3 separate regions of the Homo sapiens genome follow, and all the other regions are linked to region 3. Evidence: chromatin contacts called from ENCODE Hi-C or POLR2A ChIA-PET data. All regions are on one chromosome and are shown on one strand. Each heading gives the region's core, a stretch centred on a gene start or an enhancer-like site at or near the end of the contact. The rest is flanking DNA. Distances are from core to core; before and after follow the strand shown.

Evidence for each region. Hi-C counts contacts between places; a loop is a spot of excess contacts on that map. ChIA-PET counts read pairs that join two places held with the same protein, here RNA polymerase II (POLR2A). Pooled maps may share reads with other maps.
Region 1: a loop to region 3 is called in a pooled map, with 7 times the contacts of the local background. The contact joins the enhancer-like site here to the promoter of TAMM41 in region 3. A Hi-C loop is called at or near these places in 5 of 37 single-sample maps with no recorded cell type and 10 of 50 pooled maps.
Region 2: a loop to region 3 is called in a map with no recorded cell type, with 3 times the contacts of the local background. The contact joins the enhancer-like site here to the promoter of TAMM41 in region 3. A Hi-C loop is called at or near these places in 1 of 168 maps with a recorded cell type or tissue (posterior cingulate gyrus), 1 of 37 single-sample maps with no recorded cell type and 7 of 50 pooled maps. POLR2A ChIA-PET finds 5 or more read pairs at or near these places in 3 of 52 experiments (MCF 10A, activated CD4-positive, alpha-beta T cell and activated naive CD4-positive, alpha-beta T cell).

Annotation. Positions count from the first base shown.
Region 1 is chr3:12,191,629-12,195,891 of GRCh38, forward strand. It overlaps SYN2 (synapsin II), which reads left to right. Exons shown (of 13, transcript NM_133625.6): 13 at 1-404. Among named protein-coding and RNA genes, the nearest start is that of TIMP4, 35 kb to the left of the region's middle. RefSeq lists an enhancer at 3,213-3,262. Within about 2 kb of position 1,968, at least 13 of the 41 ENCODE cell types and tissues checked have a DNase peak (open chromatin) inside an H3K27ac peak, as active enhancers do.
Region 2 is chr3:12,136,156-12,140,599 of GRCh38, forward strand. The region is part of intron 1 of SYN2 (synapsin II); the gene reads left to right. Among named protein-coding and RNA genes, the nearest start is that of TIMP4, 21 kb to the right of the region's middle. RefSeq lists an enhancer at 1,944-2,053. Within about 2 kb of position 3,001, at least 4 of the 41 ENCODE cell types and tissues checked have a DNase peak (open chromatin) inside an H3K27ac peak, as active enhancers do.
Region 3 is chr3:11,845,620-11,850,463 of GRCh38, forward strand. TAMM41 (TAM41 mitochondrial translocator assembly and maintenance homolog) reads right to left here and starts at 1,266. Exons shown (of 8, transcript NM_001284401.2): 1 at 883-1,266. The coding sequence starts at 1,017.

The DNA.
Region 1 (4,263 bases), core at 718-3,217, 350 kb after region 3:
CCTCCCCAGTGAATCTGTCTCCTCCAAGACACCTAGCCTTCCTTCAGCAACTCAGCGTTTCTACCTATATTACGGACTTTGTAACCTTTCAAATAAGCACAGAACCCTTGCTCCCGGAGGAGTCAATTTAGACTCACTTGCCTGGTCTATCATCAAGCTCCTCAGCTGAGGCCCACATGGTGGTGCCAATGAGGCTGGACCAACCTGCTCTGACAACCAGGCTCCCACAGATCTCAACGAAGGCATCCTAAAGAGGCCTGCAATTGAGGGTGGGCTCTGAGGGATTTCACTCTGGCTGCTTCATGACTCCCTGATACTCAAGTATATTTTCCCAAAGACCACGGATGCTGTGAAGATAAACACTACATCTGCACCAATAAAAAATCCATATATTAAAATGTTAATATCTGAATGTTAATAAGTATCTAGATAATTTCCTACACATGACACCCATCCTACTAACTCAACAAGATAACCTCCTCCAAATGCCACTATCTTAACTTCTCTTCACGGGCAGTAGATGCTGCAAGGTCAGAGAATGAATTTCTCCGAGAACCAGGGTCTCCTTTCTTACTCATTCTCTGTTTTCACAGTTCAAGGATTGAGCACCGTACCCTCTTCTTACACTTAGAAAACAGGAAGTAGAACCTCCCATTGAGTGACCCCTGGGGGGTGAGAGCCCTCCTCCCACAACACACATAACTAAGGAACAAACCAACCAAACCAATGCGTGGGGTACCTGGGCGCAAGGCAATTGACCTTTAGAGTTCCTTCTGTTTCCAGCTGTAGGGGAGGCAGATGTCCTCTTAACGTTCTGTGGCTGGGCCTGAAAATTAAGCATACATAAGACAGATGAACAGGACAAACGTATACACATTTTATTTAATATTTTTATGCGTACGTGGGAATCTTCATAAGGAAAATGAAGACCCAAGCTGTTAAGCCCAAAACTTGTATACCATTTTAAACAAAGAATGATAAATTGTGACGATATGACAAAACAAAGGCGTCTGGGCTAGTCAGCCAGTAAATTGTGGGAAAGTAGGAAATATATGGGAGAAACTAATGGGAGAGAAGGGTTACAAGTTTTAGTAAGGTTTTGTCTGTGGAGATTCATCTCAGTGTCAACTCCCTGTCTCTGGTGATAAGAATGTTTGTTCCCTTCTTCCTTCTGGGGGAGAGGCACCCTTCCCACAAGAAGTTTTAGTCCTGCTTCAGACAGGAAGGGGGAAGTCGGAAAACCTTTCCTGCATCTGTTGTTGTTCTGTTGCCTTCAGCTCAACATAAACAATATGCCAAAGTGGCATATTTTGAGGTAGCATACTCTGACCCCCTTCACAAACCAAGAGTCTGCCACTAGCCATTGCTTCTATCCCCGATTCCAAATATGTTTTAAGAGAAGTCATTCATTTAGTCAAAACATTTATTGAGCACTTACGATAAACATAAACATTGTGATGGATTCATAGGAATATTTGCTGACACTTCCATAGTCAGGCACTATTCTAAATACTTAATGCTCATCAACTTATGTGTTCCTTATAATAAGCCTATATGGTAGGTGCTGTTATTATTTTATAAATGAGAAATGGAGGCACATCAAGGTCAATAACTCACTCAGGGTCACTCAGCTGGGCAAGTGGCAGAGCTGGGATTTGAACCAACCTAAGCAGTGCAGCAGCAGAACTCATGGCCTGAGCTACTTTGCCATATTACTTTTATTTAATCTAGCAAAGTCAACAAGACAATTGTATTAAATTTTACACAGTGTGATAAGAGGTGCACACAAAAATTTACAGCATATCCACCTCTTTACATTCTCTCTCCATCCCCTGACCCCAGGGAAAGAAGGACTGGGAGAAAGTTAGGACATCTGTGACCAGTGTTGACCCCTTGTCCTAAAACCATGAGTAACATACACAATGTTTCTTATTCTGATAGAATATAATTCTGGTTCTTAAAAAATTACTCATTCTTCCACATGTGATGTCAGACCAAAAACCACAAGTGGCTTATTTAGAAAATGAGTCAGCCTGGAAATGCTGCAGTGACAAAAAGGAGAGGCATTTACCATAGGTCAGGCAGCACCCTGGTCTGAAGGACATATGGATTCTCTCCAGCCCTTAGTAATGGGGTGGGGCTGGGGGTGGGGAAGTTCCATTCAGAAACAGCCTTCTTGCTACTTAAAAAAGACAGCCCCAGAGACTGGGAAGTTGGCTATTCAACAACCATCAATAAATATTCAGTGAATACTGTGATAAAAATTATCTACAGCTAAGATCTCTGAAAGATTGGTTGCAGTCTTCTACAGATCTTGAAGCCTTGTCTGTAGGCCAGCTTTGACCACTGTGCAACCACCTCTGCAGTTTATGGGGATTCCCTACCTATGTCTTCACCCCAGATTAGTAAAGGTAGAAAGCCTCATCCCTGCCCACATGGAACTCATCATCATCTTGGGTCAAGATAAATTAATTCTGTATTTTATTGATTTGTTCACAACCCCTTATTTTATTTAGCGCCATAAATTTTATGAGAGGAATATAAAAATGAATTAAGCAAGGATTCGGCCCTTACAAAGTTTATAGCCCAGTAGGGAAGATGTGTAAATATAAAGAAGAAAATGTAATGCATTAAGTCAAATGCAGTCAAAATGTTAGTTTGGAAAAAAAAAATAAGCTTGATAGGTATTGGTGAGGATATGAGAAGCAGAAGGAAGTCTTACACGTTGCTAATGGGGGTGCATGTTGGTACTGCCATTTCAGGGAACAATTTGGCAATCATGCGTAAACCCTATGACTCAGCAATTCCATTTCTGAACATTTACTCTAGAGAATCTCTTGCACATGTACATAAGAAACCAAGTAAAAGAATATTGGTCACAGCACTCTTTGTGCAAAGACTGGAAATAACCACCTCTCGTGGGGAATTAAAATATATGGTTTATTCATAAATTGGAATACTGTGTAGGAGTTAAATAAAATATATGAGGAATGCAGATGAGTTCAGGTAAGATATGAAAGGAGAATGAATAAGATGAGCCAGGCAAGTGTAAAATGGACCACAAGCAGCATATGCTGTTGCAGTGGGGCAAGCTTCTAGCTCAGGAGCTCAGAGAAGACCGCACCCTGGAGGTGAGCTGTGCACAGCCCACAGGACAGGAGGCACGCCACCTGCCGGGACTGGGCTGGGTGCACAGAATTCAGTCACTGAGTTTTACAGCTGGAAGTTGCATCTAGTTGCATCAAGGCCCAGGCAACTTAAGGAGTTTGCCAAGGTTACAAAGGGAGTTAGTAATAGAAGCAAATGAGTCTCAACACTAAGTGTCTGGTGGGCCACTGGGAACATTGCCTTTCCTGAAATAAATGAAATGGGTTTCATATTTGGGGGCCCTCCAGGGTGAGAGAGACTTATGGAATCATTTCACAGAGGCCAGGAGGCAAAGGGAAGAGATAGTGTTGGCTAGTGGAAAGAGCCTGGGTTTTGGAATCAAATTGAGTTTAAATCCAGGCTCTGCTAGTTATTAGCTAATTGATTATGTAGTTTAACTTTTCTGTGTCTCAAATTTTCTCATCTATAAAATGAGAACAATGCTACCTTTCCAAGGAGGTTGTCTTAAGAATTAAACAAGCTGATAGAGTCTGTTCCTAACAGTGGTTAGCATGCGAGATCACAAGAAACCATCTCTGTCACATAGAAAACCTGTATGAGTAAGTCCCAAACCCCCTTTCCCCAGGACTCCTCCAGGAGCAGCCAAACGAATGCCAAACATGCCTTTCTCCTGCTCCTGCAACCAGGGGAACCTCTAGGGCAATTTCAGCCCATCCAATGTCTTTTCCTAGGGCTATGGCTCCTTTTAGTTGTATTAGCTAAACTGAGCTGAGGGTGGACACTTGGGGAGGCCTGTGCTGTGCCAAGGCATTCCAATAGCAGTAAACACACGGCAGACACATACATACGTACACACATGCACACAAAGTAAAAACTGCAGCTACAGAAATAACAACGCAAACCCCAGGTGATCACAATGGATGCTTTTTTAAACACTGAGACCATACCATCATTCCTACAATGGTATGGTTCCCTTCAAAGCAATTCCTTTGGGAGATTATTTATTCCTACAAGGCTGCTGCTTATGTTCAGAACATAATTGCCTTCAGATCTGTAGTACATTATTTGAATTTCTGTAACTCTTGGAAGATCAGGAATTCTTTACCTGGAATCCAGGTATTCTCATGCATGTATTGTGCATTTCGGCAGGCCCTC
Region 2 (4,444 bases), core at 1,751-4,250, 290 kb after region 3:
AAGCCATGTTGGCTGTAGTCATATTAAAATAGCATAAATGTTTGCTGCTTTTTGCTAACAGTGCTTCATATTTGCATAAATTTCAGCATTTCCAAAACTTTCATGTCATCTGATTTCATTAAATCTTCACAACCACCTGTGAGCCAAACATTATTAAATGAGGTAAAATACATAAAACACTTAGAATAGTGCCTAGTACATCACAGGTGTTCACTATTAAGATCACCATTAGCCCTATTTTATAAATGACACAACTAAGACTCAGAGACGCATTATTTGCCCAAAGTCACACAGCTGAAAAGTGGTAGAAGTAGGCCTGAACCTAGCTTCCCTGGCTTCTATTTCTAGAACTCTTTCTCCATTATCCAATGCATAAAAGAGGGCGTATTTAAGCTAGGCTTGCCTGGGTTGGGCCAAGTTTTGTGGGGGCGTTAGGAGAGAAGTCTCTGAAATCATATTCCTCAGCCTCACAAGCCCTAGTTGTTAGGTGGATGGGAATTGATGAAGGTATTCACTTCCTTGAGTAACAAGAGTTAAATCTAGAAGCTTCTGCTCATTTTAGCAATAAGGGGAGATGGTTCATTACCTGGTCCATCAAGGAAGCTGCAAGCCATTAAACTTACATAGATCCTCAGCTGCTAGGCTTGTTAAGAAAAATGTTACAATAGGGGGAAATTGACAACACAGGCACTACAGATATTTTTAGTCTGTGTTTCAAGGATGTACATGTTGGGTTCTGTTTAGGATTGAGCACAAGGGGATGAATTTAGATTTATGTGACAAGACTGCCAATCAGAAAGTTCATATTGGTGGGGCATGGTGACTCACTCCTATCATCCCAGCACTTTCAGAGTCCAAGGCAGGAGGATTGCTTGAGCCCAGGGGTTCAAGAACAGCCTGGACAACATAGTGAAACCTTGTCTGTACAAAAAAAATTTAAAAATTAGCCTGGCGTGGTGGCATGTGCCTGTAGTTCCAGTTACTCTGGAGGCTGAGGCAGGAGGATCACTGGAGCTCAGGCAGTCGAGGCTACAGTGAGCTATGATTGCACCACTGCACTCTAGCCCGCGCAACAGAGCAAGATCCTGTCTCAAAAAAAAAAAAAAAAAAGTCCGTACTGGGCATCTTATCTGTTCCTATCTTATGCAAGGGACTGTGTGGGAAAACTAAGGGAAGTAGAGTAGTTTTCCCAGACTTTCAAATGCTGGTAAGAGTGGTATCATCTTTTTCTTGGGTGGGGGACAGTTTGGGAATATTAGTAAAAACCGTAACTGTGTCTGTTCCTTGTACCAGCACTTCTGTCATAAATTATTCATCCTGTGGATATATTTTTAAATGTAAGCCATTGTAGCACTGTTTGTAATACCAAAAGCAAGAAACTAGAAATCTAATGTGCTCACCAATATATAATGCCAATGCCAATACATGTTTACCAATAAAATACTGTATGTCCTTCAAATGGAATTTCATGCAACTATTAAAAAGGAAGAGGCCCATCAATATGTGCTGAAAGCATATCACTAAGATATATTTTTAAGTGCAAAAAACAAAAGTTTAAAAAAATTTATGTAGCATGCCATATGTATGTGTTTGAAGCATATATGTATGCAGGTATAGCCACACATTTTTTCCCCTCCACTGGAAGTATATGCTTATAATTGATAATGGGAAGTATATGTGATAAGAGAGGAATGGGAAAAAAGAACATTTTACTTTTTGTTTTATCCTTTTATATAATTTTAAAGATAGATTGATTGATTGGTTTAACCACATGATATACTATTTTTAAAAAATTTAAGCCTCCCTAAGGTCATACAACCAGGAAAGGGTACAGCTAGAATTCACACCCCAGATTGTGATTCCAGAGCCCATCCTCTGGATTCTAGCACACTGCCCTGTACTAGTGTTCTCTTAGTATCAGGAAAGACTTCTATCATTTGCTAGCAAGTTACACAATTTTTCATGAAAATACCTAGAATCAAAATGTCCAAGAGCCTGGAGCTGCAAGAATGTGCTCATTCTCCAGAAGAGGGCTCTGTGCCCCATCTGCCGGCCATCTTGGCTCCTTTTCTATAAGGTTGTGGCTCAGCCAAGACAGGTCAGTGACCCTGGGCCAGGAAACACACACTAAGATTTCCAACAGGACAAATTACCTTAAGGAAAAGGCATTAGGATAGCTAGAGAGGTGGGGGTGGAGGGAAGGCATGAAAACAGTTCATTAGCCAACTTGGTCAATGGGCAGGTGCAGGAAGTGGCAGATAAACCCAGCCAGAGTCTATAAATATATTTCAATATCAGTGTTCAAAACCCACAAAATAAATGAGTGAATTAAGAAACTTGGCAGCATGTAAGCACCTAGATGTAAACTCTTAGTTCTAGCCTTAACTCCCATGAACTTTTCTTTCTGATTTGGGCATGTTATTTAATTGTCCTGGGCTTCAGTTTCCCCATCAGCCAAATGGACCACATTATCTCTCTTGGCTCCTTCACAGAGTTGTGAGGAACAACTAGGGCAAGGAACATGCTTTGCAAATGCAAGGCATCATACGAAATGCGAGGTTATTGTTAATGTCTCTGAGATTTACCTCACAGAAGGAGAGCTATTTTGAGACAGGAAAATAGGAGGAAGCATCAGAAAAGCATTGCTGATAACAAGGTAGACATACCTCACCAATGAAAGAAAGGGATCTCATGGGTCATTCACTCCAGTTCCTTCTTTTTATAGTCATGGACAAAAACCTGCAGAGTCCAAGGTCTGCAGAGAAGTGATAGTGCCATACTAGACTCTATTAGTTAAACCTGTAAATAAAATGGAATAGTAGCCAAAGAAAGGGAATATACTACCGGGCCCCTGCCTGAGGGGCTCGCTGAGCTGTGAATGTTGATCAGGGTCCTGGAAACAAGCTGGTGTGAAGCTTAATAAGAAATTGGGGCAGAGGTGGGGGGTGGACTTAAGTGGTCCAGCTCCAGGATGGCTGAGTGCCTCAGAGGAGCAATTTGAGGGTGGCCAGGGACTTGGATAGGACAAATGACAACTTCCTAGAACGGGGTGTTCCAGAACCCATAGAGAAAAGGAAACAGCCTGGCCTCGTCCCGGGTAGTTGACAGGAACCAGGGTAGGAAGTATTTGTAGTGGGACTAATGCTCACATCATTAAGTCCCTTGTGAGTGGAAGAAGGAAAATGGGAATAAATGCAATGCGGCACACACAGGGCAAGTCCGTTTTTGTAGTGGTGTGAGCAGAGATGGAGAGAATAGATCACCAGGGGGAGACAGTGCCTGCAGTGTGAAGGGCAGTGGTCTCAGAGTGCCACAGACTTAGATGTGAATACTGGCTCTGCCACTAACTTGCTATAGGGCCTTGAATACACCATTTTCAATTCTGAATCTTGGTTTCCTTGTCTCTGAAATGAAGCCCTTTCTCTGTATCTTATACGTTGTTAGGACTAAATGAGATGTTCTTGAAAACAACTTGCATGTAATTCCTAGAACATGATGCCCAATAAATATTGGTTTATTCCTTCATTTTGGGGACAAACTCCCAAAAAATCTCCAATGAAATATTACAGTTGGAAATTTCAAGCACTGGAAAAGCAAGCTCAACTTACCTAACAGGTAGAGTATGGAAAGGCCCTTTTGACAAATGGAGAACCAGCCTAAAAGGACAGATAAGGAAATCTAATGTGGGGAGGGCAGGTTAGAAGCAAAGTAGGAATTAATATAAATATAAGCATAAAAATATCTGCTTATAAGGGATTAATTACTTATTACAGGGGATTAATTAATGCATTAATGTGAGGTTCCTCTAGATCTGTGACAAACTGGGAAGATACTATGTACTGTGTAACTCACCTTGACCCATTTTCTTGACTGCTCAGAAATGTGGGCTAAGTTTTGTGTTCAAATGCAATGGCTTCCCTCAGTCTTTTCCCGCTACCTTCTATTTTGGTCTAATTAATTTCCTCTCATTCATTGATTGTTCTTTAATCCTTATTTTGTTGGTTATATTTTTAAATTACTAATTGCCTCAGGTCCTCTTTGTATGGGTATGAAGAAGTAAAGTGATAATAACAGTTTCTTTAAAAACTAAAAATCCAAGGGTGGATACCAAATAGAAAACCATAGTAAAACGAAGGATCAAGGAAAATAAGGAAACTGCAGAGATGTATAAAGCTGATCTAGCCTTTATGAAGAATAAAACTGGGGAAATTCCTATTTCTAGATGCGTTTTATAGCCAAAAGACCAGAGATGTTATAACAAAACCTGATAATGAAGGGATGTTTTGGATTATTTTATAGATGGGTAAATTGAGGTTAAAAGAGAGGAAATGGTTTGTCTTGTGGTGATCTCATAGCAGAATGTGGATCAGAACCCAGGTCTCTTGACCCTCATTCTGGAGATCTGTCTGCTGTGGTCCTCTTCTTTGTAATAGTAAATGTCTGA
Region 3 (4,844 bases), core at 16-2,515:
GCCAATTTAAAGAAAAATATTAAATAGTAGTGTAAGTGGGAAACAGAGGAAATCCAAGCAACAGCATAGATGGCCTCACCAGGAAGTGAACAGGCAGGATGTTAATCAGAAGACAGACTACAGTCAGGTATCCAGACGCAGGGGGCCCCATTAAAACCTGCACACTGAATTCTGCAAATTACAAGGAAAACTGTACCCTTACTGAGGCTGTGCTGAGCCAACTCTGAAAAGTAACAATGCCTAGTCTCAAACAGACCGTTGTTAAAAGTGCTGAGCGAGGGTAAATACACTGGTCACGCACTAACTTTTGATGTTAGTTACTTTCACTGCACCTGCCCTGGCCCTACAACCAGTCCGCCAACTTCCTGAAGTCAGAAGATCATTTTGCATTTTCTCCTACATTTATAGAGGTGACTCTCAACAAACTTGGCTGCGCATTAGAATCACCTGGGACGTTTCTTAAATTCCTGAAGCCCAGGCCTCATCCCAAACCAATTAAATCAGAATCTCCATCGGCGGAAGCCGAGCATTAGGATTTTCTTAAAAGCTCCCCAGAAAATTCCGATGTCCAGCCGACTAAAACACTGAAAGAACCTGATAACGATTTCTTTTCCTTTCTTCCATTTGCCCCTGCAGCAGTTTTTCCTTCTGCCTAACTGCTTCTCCTGCTCTAGACCCACGTGGATTCCTAAGTATCCTTCAACACCGTCGCTTCAACTCGCGCTGTCGTTATACTAGGAAGGCAGGCCTATGGTTCACTCTGCTAGTGGACACGTGGAGTGTGCAGAGCGGACAGGCAGCTCTCCGACTCTGAAGGAATCGAGGGCAAAACGGGACTCGTGAGAACAGACAGTTCCCCGTCGTGGGGCTGCCCGGGCTCACCTTCTGGTCTGAACTCGGCCCTGCCTGGCGGTACACCCCGGAGCCGTAGACGAAAGCCAGACTCAGCTCCTCGGGGAAGTGAGACAGGATCTTGCGGAAGGTCACCCACGAGCTCTGCAGCGTCTGCAGCGCCATGGGGTCGAGGCTAACAGGGGACACTCAGCGCAGCAGGGCGAGGACAACCGGGCGGGGAACAGACACCGGGTAGGCGGTTTAGGGTGGGAAATGGAAGTCGGAGACTGGATCGAGGGACACAAGGCTGAGTGTGGGGTGGGACTGCAAGCACACGCAAGGATTGGGGCGTTGGGCCACGAAGAGCAGCGGCGAGAAGACGCAGCCCAGATAGGCTCGGGTGGGCGGCGGTCGCACAGGCAGAGCTTCCGTCCCTTGCTACGCCCCACGCACGCACAGGCGCTTCCAAGACGCAAGAGGCGGTGCTCGCCTTAGTGTGGGGAACGCGAGGCTTTGCATTGTCCCCTCGTGGTCGGAGGAGTGCCCTACAGGCTGGCGGCTAGGTTGCGACTTGGACAAATCGGCGGAGGCGAGCGTCACCCGACTCCGCGGGCCCTGAGCCTTGATAGCCTCTGTACTTCTCTCTTCAAACTACGGTTTAAAGAATGACTATAAAATCGGGAGCGTATTGAAGGTTTTTAAGTGAGGCGACACTCACATAATATGGAACTAGCCGTTCTGAAATGGACAGTGTAGTAGCATGTAGTGCCTTCACAATATTGTGCCCCCATCATCGCTCTAGTTCCAAAATTGCAGATTTCGAAGATTTGGAAAAACACAAAATTAAAATGATGCCCAATCCCGCCATGTAGAGAATACCACCGTCAAGATTTGACGGAGACTTCTTCACGCTAAAGCCCTTTTCAAATACAAGGGTGGATATGGGAGTGCACAGACGTTCTCTGATACTTGCATTTAATTTCAAGGGTGGATCACAGTTTTTGCCCCCTTGCCTTGTGGAATGGTCTCACAAAGGGTGCTTCAAATGCAGTTTCTGGAGGAAACAGGACCCTAGGAGTAGAAAAATCTTACAGCTCTCCTCTTTGTATAACTGGAGAAACTTGCTGAAGATTACCATTCAGGAGGTGGTTTGACTTCCAGGACAGAAACTTTTTCAACTACCCTCTCCTTCCTCCCCAAAATACACTACCTCTCAAAAATAATAGAAATAGTAATAGCTAACATTCAGGTAATGTTGACACATTTTCACATGCACTTCTCACTGAGCACCCTCTAGTGCCCTGTGGCAGGAGGGCCTTGGTTTTACTGATGGCCAAGCTAAGGCTTAGAGAGGTAAAGCCAGGTGATAGGATCACATCAGCCTGTGGCAAAACTAGAGCTAAACCCAGGTCTGGCTCCAACTCTGGGATTTTTTCGGAAATTCTGCTCTGTCCTTGAAGGGTTTTGAGCAAGGACTTATGTAATTCACATGTTAGCCTGAATTGTGGGGGACTGATTAGACAGTTGTTATCATAGTTCCCCCATGAACTGGAAACGGCTAGGCCAAGGTCTTAGGAGCAGGGATGGGATTAAATCAATTGGAAAAATGATTACTTGCACTCACACTCTGGGCCTGCACTGAGATGAAGAGATCTGAGCTGCCTGCTGCCCTGCAGGAGCTAGGGGTCTGTAGAGGAGAGGAGACAGAACTGCAAATCAGAGTAGAATTTGGGTAATGCAGCCAGGTACCCAGCACAGTGCCGGAATGTAATGTCCCTCCAATGGGAACGTCAGTCAGTTCTGGGTGTTGGGGAAAGGGACCAGAAGAGGTTTCACAATGATGGCATTTTGAGCCAGGCCTGGAAGCTGGGTAGGAGTTTATCAGGTAGAAGATAGATGGGAAAATTCAACCAAGAAAGAATTGAAAGGACTCGGTGACAATAATACTAATAATAGGTGTCATTATTAAGCACTTAGTATGCCCAGGCACTTTTTAGACTTCTTTGGGGCTTTTCTGTTTTTGTTTTTTTTTTGAGACCGAGTCTTGCTCTGTTGCCCAGGCTGGAGTGCAGTGGCACGATCTCAGCTCACTGTGACCTCTGCCTCCTGGGTTCAAGCAAGCATGCCTGGCTAATTGTTGTATTTTTAGTAGAGATGGGGTTTCACTGTGTTGGCCAGGCTGGTCTCGAAATCCTGACCTCTAGTGATTTGCCCACCTCAGCCTCCCAAAGTGCTGGAATTACAGGCGTGAGCCACTGCACCCAGGCTTTTTATACTTGTTTCTTTTCATCACTCCAGAGATCCTATGAGGCAGGTTCTCTAAGATGATGATATTTTTCATACGAGGAAACAGAGGTCCTAAGAGGAGCAGTAAATGTTCCAAAGTCACACAGGAAAGTGGTGAAGTCGGGGTTTGAACCTAGGGCTACCTACCTCTAAAGGCCAAGGTCTTTACCACCATGTTTAAGTGTCCTCTACAGCGGCTTGCAGGGTGAGAGAAGGAAATGGGAAGAAAGCAGGCACTCAGGCATCAGCCAAGAGTCAGGAGCAGCAGCAGTAGCCGCAGCAACAAGCAGGAGACCAGGGCAAGGGAGCGGAGAGAGGCCGTTTGTCTGCGGCCCCTGGTGTGGGCATGGTCACTTCCGTTCATTTTTACTACATATCGCCCTTGCCCAGGGTGCCGGAATCAGAGTGCACTCACCGTGGAATTACACTGAAGCCTCTCACCCAAAGACAGTGAATAAATCTCATTACCAGCCGGTTCCTTTTTTATTTCCTTCCTTCCCTTGGGGAAATAATTCAACGTCATTGGATTTTTCCTGTTTGCAAAAGTAATCCATGTTCATAAAAATGTAAACATTATGAAATACATACATCATGCCCCAGAAATAGCCACGGTAATCTTTGGCACATATTCCTTCCAATATTTTTCTATGAATATATTAACATTAAAAACAATTTTAAGTGGATTCCTAGGATAGATACTATTTTGCAATTTGCTTTTTTTGCACTTAGCGTATCAGGGACAATGTTCTGTGTCAGAATATATAGATTTCCCTCATTCCATGTATTAGTAGCAAATTATTCTAAGATATGGATATGCCATAATTTTGTTTAAAATTTTTTGTTTAAAAGAAAGTGTTTAAACATTTTCTTTCTCTTTCTTTCTTTCTTCTTTTCTTTTGTTTCTTTCTTTTTTTTTTTTTTTTTTTGAGAGCGAGTCTTGCTCTGTCACCCAGGCTGGAGTGCAGTGGCACAATCTAGGCTCCCTGCAACCTCCACCATCCGGGTTGAAGTGATTCTCCTGCCTCAGCCTCCTGAGTAGCTGGGATTACAGGTGCCCGCCACCACATCTGGCTAAGTTTTGTATTTTTCGTAGAGACAGGGGTTTCACTATGTTGGCCAGGCTGGTCTCGAACTCCTGACCTCAAGTGATCCACCCGCCTCGGCCTCCCAAAGTGCTGGGGTTACAGGCATCCTGGCCTGTTTAAACATTTTATTGTTGATGGATGTAGGTTATTTCTAGTTTTCACACCTGCAAACAATGCTATCATGAGCATCCTTGTACATTTTATGTGCATGAACAAGTATTGCTATAAGACAGATTCCTAGAAGGGGAATTGCTGGGTCAGAGTGTCAGCACGCTGCTAAATTCCCCTCCAAAAGATGGTGCCAATTCACACACCCACCAGCAGAGTTCAGCCCTTGATAGAAATAAAGATGCTGCAATGTTTCTCCATTTGTCTCCCTTACAGGCGTTCACACCCAATTATCAGCAATTTTCATGTTCACAAACACTTTTCTTCCTGCAATGCAAAACCACCAGCTGGAAGGTTCCATCACATTCCTGTGTGCATTTTGCCTTTCCCCAGAAAGAGGCAGAAGCAACGTAGCCACGAACACATTTGTATTCTTCAGCAGAAATCTCCCTGCTCCTGGCCCTTCATCCACCCACTCTCTTTTAAATTACCATGGCTTGTGAAATTAGAGGCTATTAGGAAGACCCAGTG